2 separate regions of the Homo sapiens genome follow, and region 2 is linked to region 1. A link is a contact called in ENCODE Hi-C or POLR2A ChIA-PET data. All regions are on one chromosome and are shown on one strand. Each heading gives the region's core, a stretch centred on a gene start or an enhancer-like site at or near the end of the contact. The rest is flanking DNA. Distances are from core to core; before and after follow the strand shown. Region 1 holds the start of ACTR3C (actin related protein 3C). Region 2 holds the start of ABCF2-H2BK1 (ABCF2-H2BK1 readthrough).

What was found. A loop is a pair of places that touch in the nucleus more often than their neighbours do. ChIA-PET counts read pairs that join two places held with the same protein, here RNA polymerase II (POLR2A). Pooled maps may share reads with other maps.
Region 2: a loop to region 1 is called in a pooled map, with 18 times the contacts of the local background. The contact joins the promoter of ABCF2-H2BK1 here to the promoter of ACTR3C in region 1. A Hi-C loop is called at or near these places in 1 of 37 single-sample maps with no recorded cell type and 10 of 50 pooled maps. POLR2A ChIA-PET finds 5 or more read pairs at or near these places in 1 of 52 experiments (K562).

What each region holds. Positions count from the first base shown.
Region 1 is chr7:150,320,632-150,328,141 of GRCh38, reverse strand. ACTR3C (actin related protein 3C) reads left to right here and starts at 4,597. Exons shown (of 8, transcript NM_001164458.2): 1 at 4,597-4,673. It overlaps LRRC61 (leucine rich repeat containing 61), which reads right to left and starts at 4,787. Exons shown (of 3, transcript NM_001142928.2): 1 at 4,582-4,787; 2 at 2,132-2,301. RefSeq lists enhancers at 3,958-4,027, 5,348-5,407, 5,458-5,567 and a silencer at 4,418-4,737.
Region 2 is chr7:151,223,956-151,231,465 of GRCh38, reverse strand. ABCF2-H2BK1 (ABCF2-H2BK1 readthrough) reads left to right here and starts at 4,261. Exons shown (of 17, transcript NR_160983.1): 1 at 4,261-4,303; 2 at 4,966-5,161; 3 at 6,478-6,690; 4 at 7,352-7,510. ABCF2 (ATP binding cassette subfamily F member 2) reads left to right here and starts at 4,261. Exons shown (of 15, transcript NM_007189.3): 1 at 4,261-4,303; 2 at 4,966-5,161; 3 at 6,478-6,690; 4 at 7,352-7,510. The coding sequence starts at 5,008. RefSeq lists enhancers at 4,085-4,164, 4,275-4,324 and a silencer at 4,425-4,484.

The DNA.
Region 1 (7,510 bases), core at 3,348-5,847:
TACATACCCACACACGCATATATTGAATTCTCAGGCTGTCTCTGCAACTCTTAAATGATGTATGAGAACAGCCTGAAGAAGTCAGGAACCCTCCATCTCTTGTTCCAAACCTGAGTCAATGTGGTTCACCCCAAACACTTAAGACACTGCTTTATTGGGATGGATCAAACCTACTTAATCTGTAATCTCAAAGAAGGGAGAAGCAACCGGGGGCCTTCCACGTAGAAGTGGGGTCAGGAGACCAGGCAAAGGAATATGAGTATATATCTAAGTCACTTAGGAACTTTTACGCAAGTGCAAGAAACTTTTTTTTTTTTTTTTTGAGACAAGGTCTTGCTCTGTCGCCCAGACTGTAGTGGAGTGGTACAATCTTGGCTCACTGCAGCCTCAACCTCCCAGGCTTAAGCGATCCTCCCACCTCAGCTCCCAAGTAGCTGGAACTACAGGTGTACACCAACACACCTGACTAATTCTTTTAATTTTTTTGTAGAGACAAGGTCTCACTATGTTGCCCAGGCTGGACTCCAACTCCTGGGCTCAAGCAATCTTCCTTCCTTGACCTCCTAAAGTGCTGGGATTACAGGTGTGAGTCACCACGCCCGGCCCGGTGCAAGAACTTATGTCAAAGTGGCTACAAGATTGTTTAAAAGGAGACAGATGAATGTAACCCCATGTTTACTGCTAGAAACCAAAGCTTTATGTGAAATCTTGAATTTAGGGGCAGGGAGGGAGGGTAGAAAGGCTTGTACCTTCCCTGATCCCTGCCCCTCAGTCCTGAACTGCAGGAGACCAGGGCCCCTTGGGCTTTGGTTACTCCATCTCTGGGGTGCATCTATTGGATGGCTGATTTTTCTGTACCAGGTACTTCCTTTCCCATTTTCTAATCACTTTGCAACACACATGCTGACCCTTTTCACTTCCCTTCTCCTTTCCCTGGAAAGATATAATGAATACATAAAGACTTACTGGTACTGAAACTCAAAAAAAAAAAAAGATAAAAAAGATCTGACAATGAGTGATGCTAAACATTACTCACCAGGGTAATGTTTAAAAAGGGTCACCAGAGATGGCAGGGCTGCCTATAACAGGTGACGAGATGGCTAAGAAGGCTCAAGCAAGACTCTGGCCAGAAAGAGGAGCTCCTCCCAGCCAGAAGAACCTCAGAAGGGTTAAGTGGCAACAACTTCAAGTCCATCTCGCAAGAACTTTCAGCCACCAATAAATCCAAGAACTGAAGGCCTACTGCAAGGTGGCGCTTGTGTAGGGGCTAGGTAAAGCTGCAAAGGAAACACAGGCTGCTGTCCTGGGCCCACAACTGCTCTTGGATGTCACACTGGAGGGGACTTAACTCTCACTTCATGATTGAGGAAACTGCAACCCCAGAGTGTGAACATCCAGGCCTCCAGAGGCCATCTGCAGAACGGGGTCACCCTCCAAAGTATTTTTTTTTTTTTTTTTTCAGACTGGGTCTTGCTCTGTCACCCAGGCTGGAGTACAGTGGCATGATCTACCTTGTTGCAACCTCTGCCTCCTGGGCTCAAGTAATCCTCCCAAACTCAGCCTCCCAAGTAGCTGGGACTTCAGATGTGCACCACCACACCCAGCTAATTTTTGTGTTTTCTGTAGAGACGGGATTTCACCATGTTGCCCAAGCTGGTCTTGAACTCCTGGGATCAAGCAATCCCCCTGCCTCAGCCTCCCAAAGTATTGGGATTACAGGTGTGAGCCACTGCACCCAGCACACCCCAAAATCTTCATCTTAAGACCTACCCAGTTACCCCAGGACACCAATCTTGTTCTGTTTCCCAATTAGCTTTGTCTCATCATAAATGCTATACTCTGCAGATACTCTTGATTCACTCAATCATTTAACAGAAATTCATCAAATGTCTACTATGAGCCAGCACTCTGCCTTCAAGATATGAACAGAGGAGAGTAGCTGCCTGGCTGGCACTTGGGGCTCAGGATGAGACGACAACCTAGAAATGGGCTCATCATTAGACCAGGGGGAAAGTGGGGTATGGTGCTATGAGGCGGGGAGGGATCCCTGGGGGGCCCCCGGGCTGACCTACTGAGAAACAGGGTCTATTACACTGAAGAGCTTAGACCCGTCTTGCAAGGTGTTGTTTACCTTAGGCTATTGCTTCACAATCTTCAACCCTCGCAGGCCCGTCAGGTAGATCTGGGATTTTGTGTCATCACTGGTACAACAGTGACACCACCATGTTCTCTTCCACAGAAGTACTTTAGGATGACAGTGCAGCTGGCACTGTTGAGAGCCAACCTTGAATCCAAATGAATCTAAAACGTAAATTTTAAAAAGAAAGTCATTGATAAATTTCAGTACTTTATAACTAAGAAGTTACTTGTGGCCAGGTGTGGTGGCTCACGCCTGTAATCCTAGCACTTTGGGAAGCCAAGGTGGGTGGACTGCTTTGAACTCAGGGGGTTGAGACCAGCTTGGGCAAGATGGCGAAACCTTGTCTTTACAAAAAAAATACAAAAAAATCAGCCAGCTGTGATGGCCTGTGCCTGTGGTCCCAGCTTCTTGGCAGTCTGAGGCAGGAAGATGGCTTGAGCAGGGAAGTGGAGATTGCAGTGAGCCGTGATTGCACCACTGCATTCCAGCCTGAGCAACAGAGCCAGACCCTGTCTCAAAAAAAAGAAGTTACTTGTGACACACATCACCACAGCTGACAACACATTGGAGGCCTACAACCACAACAAGACAAGATTCCAAGGGCTTCTAAGCTGAAGCACGGCCTTTTGGGCTGCACGCCTGCCCATAGTCGATCATGTGGGCAGCAGTCAGGAAAGCGCCCTAGCCAGGCCACATGGGAAGCAGGCACATCCCTGGGAGGCAAAAGGGAAAGCGGGCCAGGCCGGGGTGACGGCAGGGCGGGGTGATGGCACAATGCATGGAGGAGACTGTGGGGAGAGCTGTTCAGGAGGTGGCCCATGCCTAAGCCTCAAGTGGAAGAGGAGGAATGATGGAGAGCGCCTCCACAGTGAGCCTCTTTCCTCATACAGGTCCATGTGGGCTATTTTGGGGCAAATCTTCAGGCAAGTTTCTAGAGAAACTGAAGGAAAACACCAGAGGGGGCTGCCCAGGTAATGCTGACAATACAGGGAGGTGAGAGGATGAGCAGATCTCAAAGGTGACTGAGAGGCAGAGGGGAGAGACAAGGAAAAACCAAAGTAAAGTGAAGTTAGGGAAACCAAGAAAAGACTTTCCAAAAGCAGTGGTCAGCGGGGTCAAAGGTCCCTTCAGTGGGCGGTACAGCAGGAAGTGGGGGAGAAGCAGGAACCGGGAATGCTGGAGGTGGGGATGGGAGGGAAAAGGCTTGGCTCTGTCCCTAAACAGAGAGAAGGTGACCTGGGAAGAGCGGGGAGGCTAACTACACAGGGAAGAGAAGCTTCCTGGAGAAAGGGATCCAGGGCACAGGCGGTGGAAGGGATTGGCCTCAAGAGACCAGGAAGAACTCTCATTTTTCCTGACAGAGAAAGTAGGATGGGTCTGGTAGCAGGCAAGTCCTGGAGTGCTGTGCAGAAGGGAAGTGAGGCAGCTTATGCCTGAGAGCCAGGCATGTTGATTGCTCACGGGGAGCCGTACATCTGTAAAGGCAGCCAGCGGCTGGCTGAGTGATCTGGCTTAGCCTGGGCTGGGAAGCACCTCCGCACACTGGCTCAAGAAATTAGACCTATTCTTCTCGCTGCTCTCACCAAGCCTTTTCCCAAGTGCGTGCCCAGAAGGAAAGCGGCCACTCTTCTACTTCTCTTGTGCCTGCAAGAGAAGTAGAACCCCACCCTGGGCATTCCATGATTATGCCAGGCCTTTCTCACTCCGCCCAGTCCCTCTCCAGCCCCTCTGCTCTCAACTCCAGCACTGCAGGGGGACAGAGTGTCTACTCCACCCCCACCAGGCAGGGGATTTTAAGCACCTGCTGGGCCCTCAAGTCTCATCTTCCTCCACAACATCTGTGAGAAGATTGAAAGGTGGTGAGAGAAAGGGATAGGAGGAGATGAACGTGTGAAAGGAAAAGAGGAGAGCAAGCCATTGCATGTTTTGGGGTTTTGTCCCACACGCAAATTTGACTACTTATAAAGTCTAAGCAAGATGTTTTAAATAATAATCATGCATCATTAGGTTTCATACTGTGCAAAAAAAATGACACAAAGTGAGATCTGTTACAAACGACACGGCAGCACTCTGCTACTTTCTGGAAGCTTAGGGCTAACAATGGAGTCAGAGCATGGCATCCAGAGCCCGTCTCTGAGCACGGCCGTGATCCTGCTCCAGCACACGCCTCGGTTTCCTCGTCTACATTACGGGAATAGTAACAGCACCCGCCTCATGAGATTGTTAGTGTTAAACGAGTTAATTAATACCACAGTATTTCAGGGCAGTTCTCGGCACAGAGGGAGAGATGGGTAAGGGCTGGCTGTTCCGGAAGATTCTGGCCTCTCCCAGTGTGTTTCGGCGCGAGGGCACCGCTGGCCCAGCAGGTGGCCCCCCGGGGCCGGCACGGGCCCCGACAGCCGCCCCCTTCCCTGAACCTCGGCGGCCCAGTCCCCGCTTACCTGAGGGGTGGAGCCGGCAGCCTGCGGAGCCACTGGCCAAGCTGGGAAGTCCGGCGCAACTCCGCACCGCAGAGCCGGCGCCTCCTCGGCAGGTAAGAGCCGCAGCCCCGCCGCCCGCCGCCTGGCGGCCCCTGACCCCTGGGCCGCGTGCCCACCACCCAACTTGTTGGCCAGCGTGCTTCTCCCAGCGCCGCAGGCCTGAGCTCCCGGAACGCGCCCAGGGGGCCTGGCCAAAGGCCGTAGTGGGCGCTCTGGATTCCGGGATGCGCCAGGGGTTACTTCCGGAAGCGCAGCCTGCGGGGGTCTTCGCGCGCACCCCCCGCCTCGCAGTTGGTACGTTCCTCCTACCTGCGGTGCCTGAGTGCGCAGGCGTGGGCAGCGAGGCGGTGCGGCCGGAAGCGAAGGGGCCGTGAGGTCAACAGTCGGTAATCGTTTATCGGTGCGGCCTTAGAGAAAGGACCTCCAAGCCCTTGTTCAATACATGTTGGGTGGTGGTCACAGGTGCCAGTCTCCGGACGGATGGCGGCCTAGATTTCCTCCCGGACTCGGTGGCACCCAAGGCCCCCTGCACGCCGGCGCTGTGCGTGCCAGGCTGACCGCCCGAGTGCGACCCGGACCTCGTCCGCACGTGCAGATGGAAGGGGCCACAAAGACGATAAGGATCCAGGTCTCCCGCGTGGAAGGCTCATCTATCGGTCGGTTCAGGAAATCCACCCAGGGTGTCTCCTGGTGTTATCAGAAAGGGGTCCCGATCCAGGCCCTAAGAGAGGGTTCTTGGATCTCATGCAAGAAAGAATTCAGGGCAAGCCCATAGAGTAAAGTGAAAACAAGTTTATTAAGAAAGCAAAGAAGTAAAAGGATGGCTACTCCATAGGCAGAGCAGCTCCAGGGCTACTGGTTACCCATTTTTTGGTTATTTCTTGATTATATGCTAAACAAGGGTTGAATTATTCATGAGTTTCAGAGAAAGGGGTGGGCAGTTCCCGGAACTGAGGCTTCCTCCCCTTTTTAGACCATATAGAGTATTTCATGATGGTGTCATGGCGTCTGTAAACTGTCATGGTGCTTGCTGGTGGGAGTGTCTTTTAGCATGCTAATGCATTATAATTAGTGCATAATGAGCAGTGAGGACCACCAGAGGTCCCTCCCATTGCCATATTGGTTTTGGTGGCGTTTAGCCAGCTTCTTTACTGCAACCTGTTTTATCAGCAAGGTCTGTATGACCTGTATCTTGTGCCAACCTTCTGTCTCATCCTGTGACTTAGAATGCCTAACCTCCTATGAATGCAGCCTCATTTTACCCAGCCCTTATTCAAGATGGAGTAATTCTGGCTTAAACACCTCTGACACTGGGGCAAATGCCTGCTGCCTGATGACTCCCACAAGTCCTTAACACCTAACCCAGAGAACATCTGGGCCTGCATCCACTCTGGTGCTCTGCCACTCCTGCAGCTACAAATTGTGTGGGAGCCGAAGAAGTCATGTTCCCTGGACGAGCACAAAATGCCTGTTTGTCCCATGTTGGTTCCACATGTGCACCAAAGTGAACAACTTTTGTCTCCCTGGCTACCTTGAACTTCTTTCCACCTCCTCAGTTGGACATATTCAAGGGGCTGGCCCGGGGGCAGGCTTCCCTAGTCTTCCCAGGGGCAACCTCAGCTTTTCCCATATCTTTCAGATGACCCTTCTCCTGCCCCAAGCAAATTAATGCCAAGCCAGTCTAGTTCTCCAGCTTGGGCTACAGCTGGGACCCCTGCCCAAGAATAGTGATTTTTATCTTTACACTTTATCCAAGTTTTTTATTTTTATTTTTATTTTTTTGAGATGGAGTCTCACTCTCTTGCCCAGGCTGGAGTGCAGTGGTGTGATCTCAGCTCACTGCAACCTCCACCTCCTGAGTTCAAGCGATTCTCCTGCCTCAGTCTCCCAAGTAGCTAAGACTACAGGCGTGAACCACCACACCTGGCTAATTTTTGTATTTTTAGTAGAGACGGGGTTTCGCCATATTGGCCAGGGTGGTCTCAAACTCCTGACTTCAAGTGATCTGCCCGCCTTGGCCTCCCAAAGTGCTGGGATTGCAGGTGTGTGCCACCCTGCCCAGCCATATGCAAGTTATTTTTAATTTCAGTTGATCTCCATGCCTCGGAGATGGAAGTATTAGTTTCTCCATTATATGGATCAGAAAATTGAGACTCACACAGCATGTTACAGTAGGAAATGGCACTAAAAGAAAAATTATTCAAACAATTGTTAAGGTGAGAGACTTTATTCAAGAACAGCTGCAATAGGGATTATGCAATAGGGGCAAAAAAATCAGGCTTAACATCAAATACAAGGACAGGTGGAGATTTATAGTTAAGCAACAGGGTGGAAGTCAGCAGATGGAAAATTACTAAGAGGACACATAAAGGTTAGGGAGATTTTTGCTGAACACAAGCCGAGGTGATCAGATACCAAGGGTAGGGGATTTTTGCTGAACTGACTCAGCAGGATTCTTGCTAAAACTGAACTAAGTGAGTTAAGGACCAGCCCAGGGTCAGGGCCTAGTCAAAACGAGGACTGAGAGGAGCCTGACTCAAGTTTAGTCAAAGAGTGAGTTCTTTTCATGAGCTACCAATGATTTGAGTTGTATTGTCAGAGGTGTCCTAACTAGAGTGACACTATCCTAAATAAAGGCTGGGGAAGGCAAGACCTGCTGGGTTGCATTCCCAGGAAGTCAGCACTCTTGATCACAAGATGTTTATTGTTGAGGAAACAAGTTAATGGAAAAAGGCATTCTTGTTTTTGTTTTTGTTTTGGAGATGGAGTCTCACTCTGTTGCCCAGGCTGGAGTGCAATGCCACCATCTCGGCTCACTGCAACCTCTGCCTCCCGGGTTCAAGTGATTCTCCTGCTTCAGCCTTCGAAGTAGCTGGAATTACAGATGTGC
Region 2 (7,510 bases), core at 3,012-5,511, 900 kb before region 1:
ATAATCATCTGATGTGCCTGTGTCTTATATACAAAAAACAAAGTAATCTTGTAGGGGTGTAAAATGTGCTGAATTTTTAAGGAATGTAACCACCATGTTAACAGAAGGAAGATTATACTTTGTTGTGTTCAGGAATTTATTAGGAATTACTCACCATTTTGGAGAACTGGGTCACTGATAGCAGTGTTATTCATAGCGTTCAGTCTGCATTTGTACTGTCACATTCAAGGTGCTCCTATGCATAACTACTAGCATCTGACTAATTATGCTTTCTAGCATACTGAAAAGTATTATCTTATTATAAAGGATTTCCTTTTATTCTTTCTGCTTTGGTTCAGACACTATAATTTTTTTTGAAATTATGTATGTAGTTAGGCTATACTATCTATAAACTTCATTTCACAATAGTAAATGGGGAGTTATAAAAATGTTATTAAAATGGAACATTGGGGCTGGTAAAGTTAAGAACCACTCAAGAATATCTTGTATGTATATCTTATAGATACCATTCTAGGAGTATATAAGATAGAACTCACTGATATTGCCTACCAGCACCTGTTATCCCTGTTTTAGTCTCATCCTTAGACTGCAACTGAATCTGTTCTCATCAGCTGGCACATGATAGGTTGTAAATGACTTGTTGGAAGAGACTGGGAAACAGCAGATACACTTAGCTCAAGGTCAGAAGATTTCTAGACCAGCGCTGTCCAGTAGAAATCTAGTGCAAGCCACAAATGTGAGCCATATATGTTGTTTAAAATTTTTTAGTAACCACATTTTTTAGAGTTAAAAAAGGTAAAATTAATTTTAATATTTTATTGTATTATTAGATATATCCCAATCATTTCAACATGGAGTCAATATGAAAAATTATTGATGAGATACTTTACATTCTTTTTTTATATGGAATATTTGAAGTCTGATGTGTATTTTACACTTAACAGCAAATCTCAATTCAGACTAGCCACATTTCAAGTGCTCCATAGCCACATATGGCCGGAGGCTACCATACTGAACACTGCAGGTCCAGATCCTTTTCAGTTACTAAGTTCCTAGGTAATTCTCCAAGAGACATTTCCTTCCTTGGGTCTCCGTTTCTTCATAATTTAAACAGAGTCTAAGCCAAATATTCTTGTTTCCAGCACTGACCTTCTGTGATTTTTTTCAAATTTAGCCAGTCCCTTTCTCCTCTCTCTTTACTCACCTCCTTTTCTCCCCCATTTTCCCATTTCTCTTTCCCTGTTTCTTCTCCCCTCATCCCGAGTTCTTTTCTCTGGCTAAACCCAGGGCAGGGTGGGCAGGGGGAGGGATGGTGGCTCACACCTGTAATACCAGGATTTCAGAAGGTCGAGGCAGGAGGATCTCTTGAGCCCAGGAGTTTGAGACCAGCCTGGGCAACATAAGAAGACACCATCTCTATGTAAAATTTAAAAACTGTAGCCAGGTGCAGTGGCTCATGCCTGGAATTGTAATCCCAGCACTTTGGGAAGCCAAAGTGGGCAGATCGTTTGAACCCAGGAGTTCCAGACCAGCCTGGGCAACATGGCAAAACCTCATCTCTGAAAAAAAAAAACAAAAATTAGCCAGGCATGGTGGTGCTTGCCTGTAGTCCCAGCTACTTGGGAGGCCAACGTGGGAGGATCGCTTGAGCCCAGGAGGTCGAGGTTGCAGTGAGCCATGATCGTGCCACTGAACTCCAGCCTAGGCAACAGAGCTGCCCAGAGCTGCTTGTCACCGTAGTTTCCTGATCTGCAAAATGGTAATAATCCTCACCTCGGAGTTTGTTGGGGGTGGGGAGTTTAATGTGATGGCATAAATGAAAAAGCATAATAAATATTGTTATCTGTAACCACACATTTTTAAACGAGGCTGGGAAAGGAGAAGCATATTTCTCCCAGGAGGCACAGGCGCTTGAATCTGTTTCTTTGTTGTGTTTTGTTTTTTGAGACAGGGTCTTGCTCTGTTGCCCAGGTAGGAGCGCAGTGGTACGATCTCAGCTTGCTGCAGCCTTGACCTTCTGGGTAACTGGGACCGCAGCGATGCGCTACCACGCCCGGCTAATTTTTGTATTTTTTTTAATAGAGATAGGACTTCGCCATGTTGCCAAGGCTGGTCTTGAACTCCTGAGCTCAAAAGATCCACCTGCCTCCACCTCCCAAAGTGCTGGGAATACAGTCATGAGCCACCACACTCAGCCAAATGAGTGCTTTTTATGTGATCCACAATCATAAATAACTTTTTTTTTTTTTTGAGATGGAGTCTCGCTCTGTTGCCCAGGCTGGAGTGCAGTGGCGTGATCTCGGCTCACTCCAAGTTCCACTTCCCAGGTTCACGACATTCTCCTGCCTCAGCCTCCCGAGTAGCTGGGACTACAGGTGCCCGCCACCATGCCTGGCTAATTTTTTGTATTTTTAGTAGAGACGGGGTTTTACCGTGTTAGCCAGGATGGTCTCGATCTCCTGACCTCGTGATCCGCTGGCCTCGGCCTCCCAAAGTGCTGGGATTACAGGCGTGAGCCACCGTGCCCGGCCCATAAATAACTCTTTTGCTTCATACAGAAGGGTTTTACAGTCATTTAACTGTATTCTTTTTGTAACTATATTCCCATTTTACAGAGGAGAACATGTACTTTGCCCAAGGCCACACAATGAAGCATAGAACTGGGGTTATGCTCTTAATTATGCTATGCCAAGTGAGGTCTCCACCTAGGTACCCCAGCAACACACGAAAGTCACTTCGTTTAGGGCACTTAATTTCATGGTGTCAAGGTCTGTTTTTTTTGTTTTTTGTTTTTTTAGAGACAGGGTCTAGTTTTGTCACCCAGTCTGGAGTGCAGTGGTTTGATTATAGCTCACTGCAGCCTTGAACTCCTGGGCTGAAATGATCCTCCCACTACGGCCTTCCAAAGTGCTTGGATTACAGGTGTGAGCCACCACACCCGGCTTGTTTACTTTTCACATGTTCCTTCTTTATTATGAGCTCCCTGAGGTCAGGGAGTGACTTTGCACCATTGCAACTCCAGCACATATATCTGAGCCTGACAGATAGTAGGCACTTCGTTGGTGGAGGATATTCTAGGAAAATGTATGTTCAAAGGCATGCAGGTGTAAAATAGCACGCTTAATCTCCGAACTATTTAAGTAGGTAAGTTCTACTGAAGTATGAGTTTGAGAAGAAAAACTAATTCTCATTGTTTGAGTCACGGACTGTGGGCGAAAAGGTGCCACATTTGGAGAATATGCTCAAAGGGAGCAATAGCTTCCTTTGCTGCCCCAAACGTCACTGATGGTGAGGCTTCTGCTGCACAGGAGCCTGGAGAAGTAACAAAGATCACAAAGGGCCTGCCTTGTACTTGAGGCTAAACATTTGGAGTTTACAATGTAGGTAATGTGAAGTCCTTGAGAGATTGTATTTATTTTTAAACCATCCAGCCCAAAATGTCATGTGAGAGATTTTAAACAGTGAGACTCAAAGGGAAAGTAACGGGCCCGGTAGCATGGCTAACTAATAATAAAACAAATCTCAGCCAAGGGGCCTTTTTATCTCGGGGCCCTTTCCACCAAACTTGCATGGCTTCAGTGGAAACCTAACAATGCGGCAGCGGGGAGGCTAAGCGGCCGAGGTTCCAAAACAACGTCTGGCACCTTCTAAAAGTTTAACAATGAACCAGCCTCTAAAATTAAGGTTTAATGAAACCAAGGCGCTTTCTTTCGTGAAGGAATTCCGTTGGCAACATCTTTGCAGCGATGCCCCGCTTTCTGGAACCCCTCCCTGCCCAGCGCCCCCTTCATTTTAGTCCTCCCCTCACGCTCCCACCTCTCCTCTCCCATTGTTTCGATCTACTCCCGCTGAGGCAAGCTGGGAAGTGTAGTTGCACGCCCTGCTGCCTGAGTCGGTTAGGTAGCTCTAAAAACTCGTAACTCCACAACAGCTCAATGGATTTTCGAGAGGTGGGGTAAAGCCTGAAGGCTCAGCCGGTTTATCCAACGAGCAATCTGGGATTTGCAGTTTCCAGCGCCCGAAGTGCGCCCGCTAGCAGAGAGCTCTTGGACTCTAATCCCGCCCCCTCCCCGAGCCTCGCGCATCCTGATGGCGTCACGCGGCCCCGCGAGGTCTGTGGGATACATAGTAGTCCTCAAGGCGGGTCTCACTCTTGGCCGCTGCAACTTGAGGACTACACTTCCAAGGAGGCAGCGCGGCGCGCCGAGAACCACCCGAGGCCGTGATTGGCTGGTGAGCCGGCCGCACGCGGAGGATCCTAAGGAGCAGCTCTGTTGCGACATAGGCCGAGCAGCGAGGCCCAGTGAGTTAGGGGAAGGGGAGCTGTAGGGAGAGGGTCCCCGCCGGTGAGGGGGAAAGAGAATTAGAAGAGGAAGCAGGGACGGGGTTTGGATGGAGGGCTCTGCGAGGGGGAAGATAGGGCTAAGGGAGAGAAGCTGACGGGCGGGGTGGGGGAGGACCCGGGGGTGACGAGCGTGGAGACTCGGAGGGGACTCACGCGGGCGAGGACGAGTGCGTCCCGGCAAGAGGCTGGGCTCGACGGCCGGGTGATGTGGAGAGGGACGATCGAGAAGAGGCCCGAGACGGACGGGAGGAGGAAGCCCGGAAAGTGAGGCGGCTAGCTGAGTGCGGAGCGCCAAGTTGTAGGGAAACCGGAGACGGAGACCTCCGCTGAGGGGCAGAACCTGGTCCCCAGCCGGAGGCCCTGAAAGAAGGAGCGTTTCCAAAGTGAGGCAGTCCGTGGGGGACTGGTGCCTGTGGGAAGAGATGTTAAGATTAGAAGAGCCGCTGAGAATCGGCATTGGTTTGGGATACCCTGACCAAGTTGGAACAGACGAGGCGGGGGCAGGCCAGGGCATCAGAGGCTTGATGTTGATACGAAGATTCCTGAGAGGGATGGAGCAGGGCCCAGGCATTCTTACTAGTAAGTTTAGGGTTTGGGGGTATCTGTTTGCCTTCCTTCAGGCTCCCTGAAACAACAGTAACCTACCCCTGTGGGTCATCATCATGCCCTCCGACCTGGCCAAGAAGAAGGCAGCCAAAAAGAAGGAGGCTGCCAAAGCTCGACAGCGGCCCAGAAAAGGACATGAAGAAAATGGAGATGTTGTCACAGAACCACAGGTGGCAGAGAAGAATGAGGCCAATGGCAGAGAGACCACAGGTGAATTGAGGGAGGGGTGAGTTGGGGATGGTTGCTAAGACTTAATGCATGCCCCAGCCAGAGTTGGAATCTTGATGCTGGGGGTAGTGGAGAATGTATCTGGTGTCATGCAACTTTTCATGATGAATCAAATCAGTAGAGTTGGAATTCGTGCCACCCTGTCATTGCGCAAGGAAGCCGAAGACGAGGTTCTCACATACTCAGTGGCAAGCGGATGTGAGAGTTGCTGAGCTGCCTTGCTGCTCTATTAGATTGTGAGGAGGGGATCAGTTCCCTGCCCCTTTCTCAGTTTCCATTTCTATGCATGGTGACCAATGTGCCAGGTTCTTTGCTACATTATACAATAAGCTTGTCCTCTCACTGGTGTAGTGGCTCTACCTACAAGAGAGTAACTTATGAGTTGATTTATGGGGTTTTTCCTGGGAGAGAGCTCCCTTTCTGTTATTTATATTTTGGGAAATATTTATTATTTCTCAAGTGCTAGACATGGTGCTATACACTGAGGCACTACCGTCTTCCCTCCAAAAACTTACCGTCTAGACTGGGAAACATGGCCATATGCGGTAAAGACTATTCCAGGCCCTTGGCAGTCCAATCCCAGCCCTCTTCCCTGCCCCCTGAAAACTCCCTAAACAGCCTTCTGCTCCATCCAGACTATTTATTATCTCTTGGATAGTCACCACATCTCTGTCCTTTCACACACTGAATTATAATACCATCATGTTTTTGCTAGCTACATTTGACATTTCTGTCAAGGCCCAGCTCAAGATAATGAAGCGTCTCTCAGTCAAACCTGACCACAGTATTTCCATTCTCTATACCCTTTTGCTGTCTTTTAGTGTTACTTACCTTTTTATGTTGTATCTCCTGTTTCTTTGTCTAAATTGTTTCATCTTTGAGTGCAAGGACCCTGTCTTGGGTTTTTTTTATGACTTGCTTCTCAGGTAGACACTAAGTAAATGTTTGAAGAGGAAAGGAGAATTAGTCTGCAAGTTGTAACAGATAGGCGTTCAGAAAAGGGGGACTTAGAAAGCAATTAGAAAGAGCAATAAAGTCAGGCTGTGGGGAAGTTTTATTCCTGGCCACAGTAGTGGAGGACAGAAGTTAAGAGTGATGGGAGTAAGTAAACAGATATGGGAGGACAAAACAAAGGAAAGCAGGGTGTCGGGGCAGCTCTGTGTCATTGTGCACTCTGTAAAGTTTGGGAAACATCTGAGTGCTCAGCAGGATTGGAGCCTGGTCCTTCAGGACGTTGACCTTTGTGGAGAGCCGAGTCTGTCTCACGCCATCTTCCCAAACTGCTTTTCTATCCGCAGAAGTAGATTTGCTGACCAAGGAGCTAGAGGACTTTGAGATGAAGAAAGCTGCTGCTCGAGCTGTCACTGGCGTCCTGGCCTCTCACCCCAACAGTACTGATGTTCACATCATCAACCTCTCACTTACCTTTCATGGTCAAGAGCTGCTCAGTGACACCAAACTGGAATTAAACTCAGGCCGTCGTTATGGCCTCATTGGTTTAAATGGAATTGGTGAGGCCTTGGAAGGGGAGGTGGGAGGTATCTCTCCTTAGCTCATCTGTCACTCACAAGCATTTATTTAGCATCAACTGTGTTCAGAGCAAAGCATTTAGAATAGGGATGGGAGACCAGATTATGTCCAGGGGAAAGGAACTAGCAACGCAGAGCAGTATGTGTTATGTACAGGTTGAGTATCCCTTATCTGAAATGCTTGGAACCAGAAGTGTTTCGGATCTTGGAATATTTGCATTATACTTACCGGCTGAGCATCCCTAATCCAAAAACCTGAAATTCTCCAGTGAGCATTTCCTTTAAGCATCATGTGAGCACTTAAAAGGTTTTGGATTTTGGAGCATTTTGGATTTTCAGATTAGGGTGCGTCCACCCTGTACCACATGATTAGTTACAGCAGGTGCTGGAGAAGTTGGTCAGGGGCGTGTGAAGCTGTGGTAAGTGAAAAAAGCTTCAGATAAGGGGTGGGGCAAGAATTGGAGGAAAGTTAGAAAGGAATCCCAAGAATGGGGGCTGGCAAGATTTGAACGAATGAAGGGAAGAAAGGTCCTCAAAAAAAAAAAAATGGATGAGGTCCCAGTTTGACTGGGGTGGAAGAACTAGTGGTGAAGAGGGATAGGGGAGTTCACTGTACCAAGCGTCTGCTGCTCTCCCCTCTCAGGAAAGTCCATGCTGCTCTCTGCTATTGGGAAGCGTGAAGTGCCCATCCCTGAGCACATCGACATCTACCATCTGACTCGAGAGATGCCCCCTAGTGACAAGACACCCTTGCATTGTGTGATGGAAGTCGACACAGAGCGGGCCATGCTGGAGAAAGAGG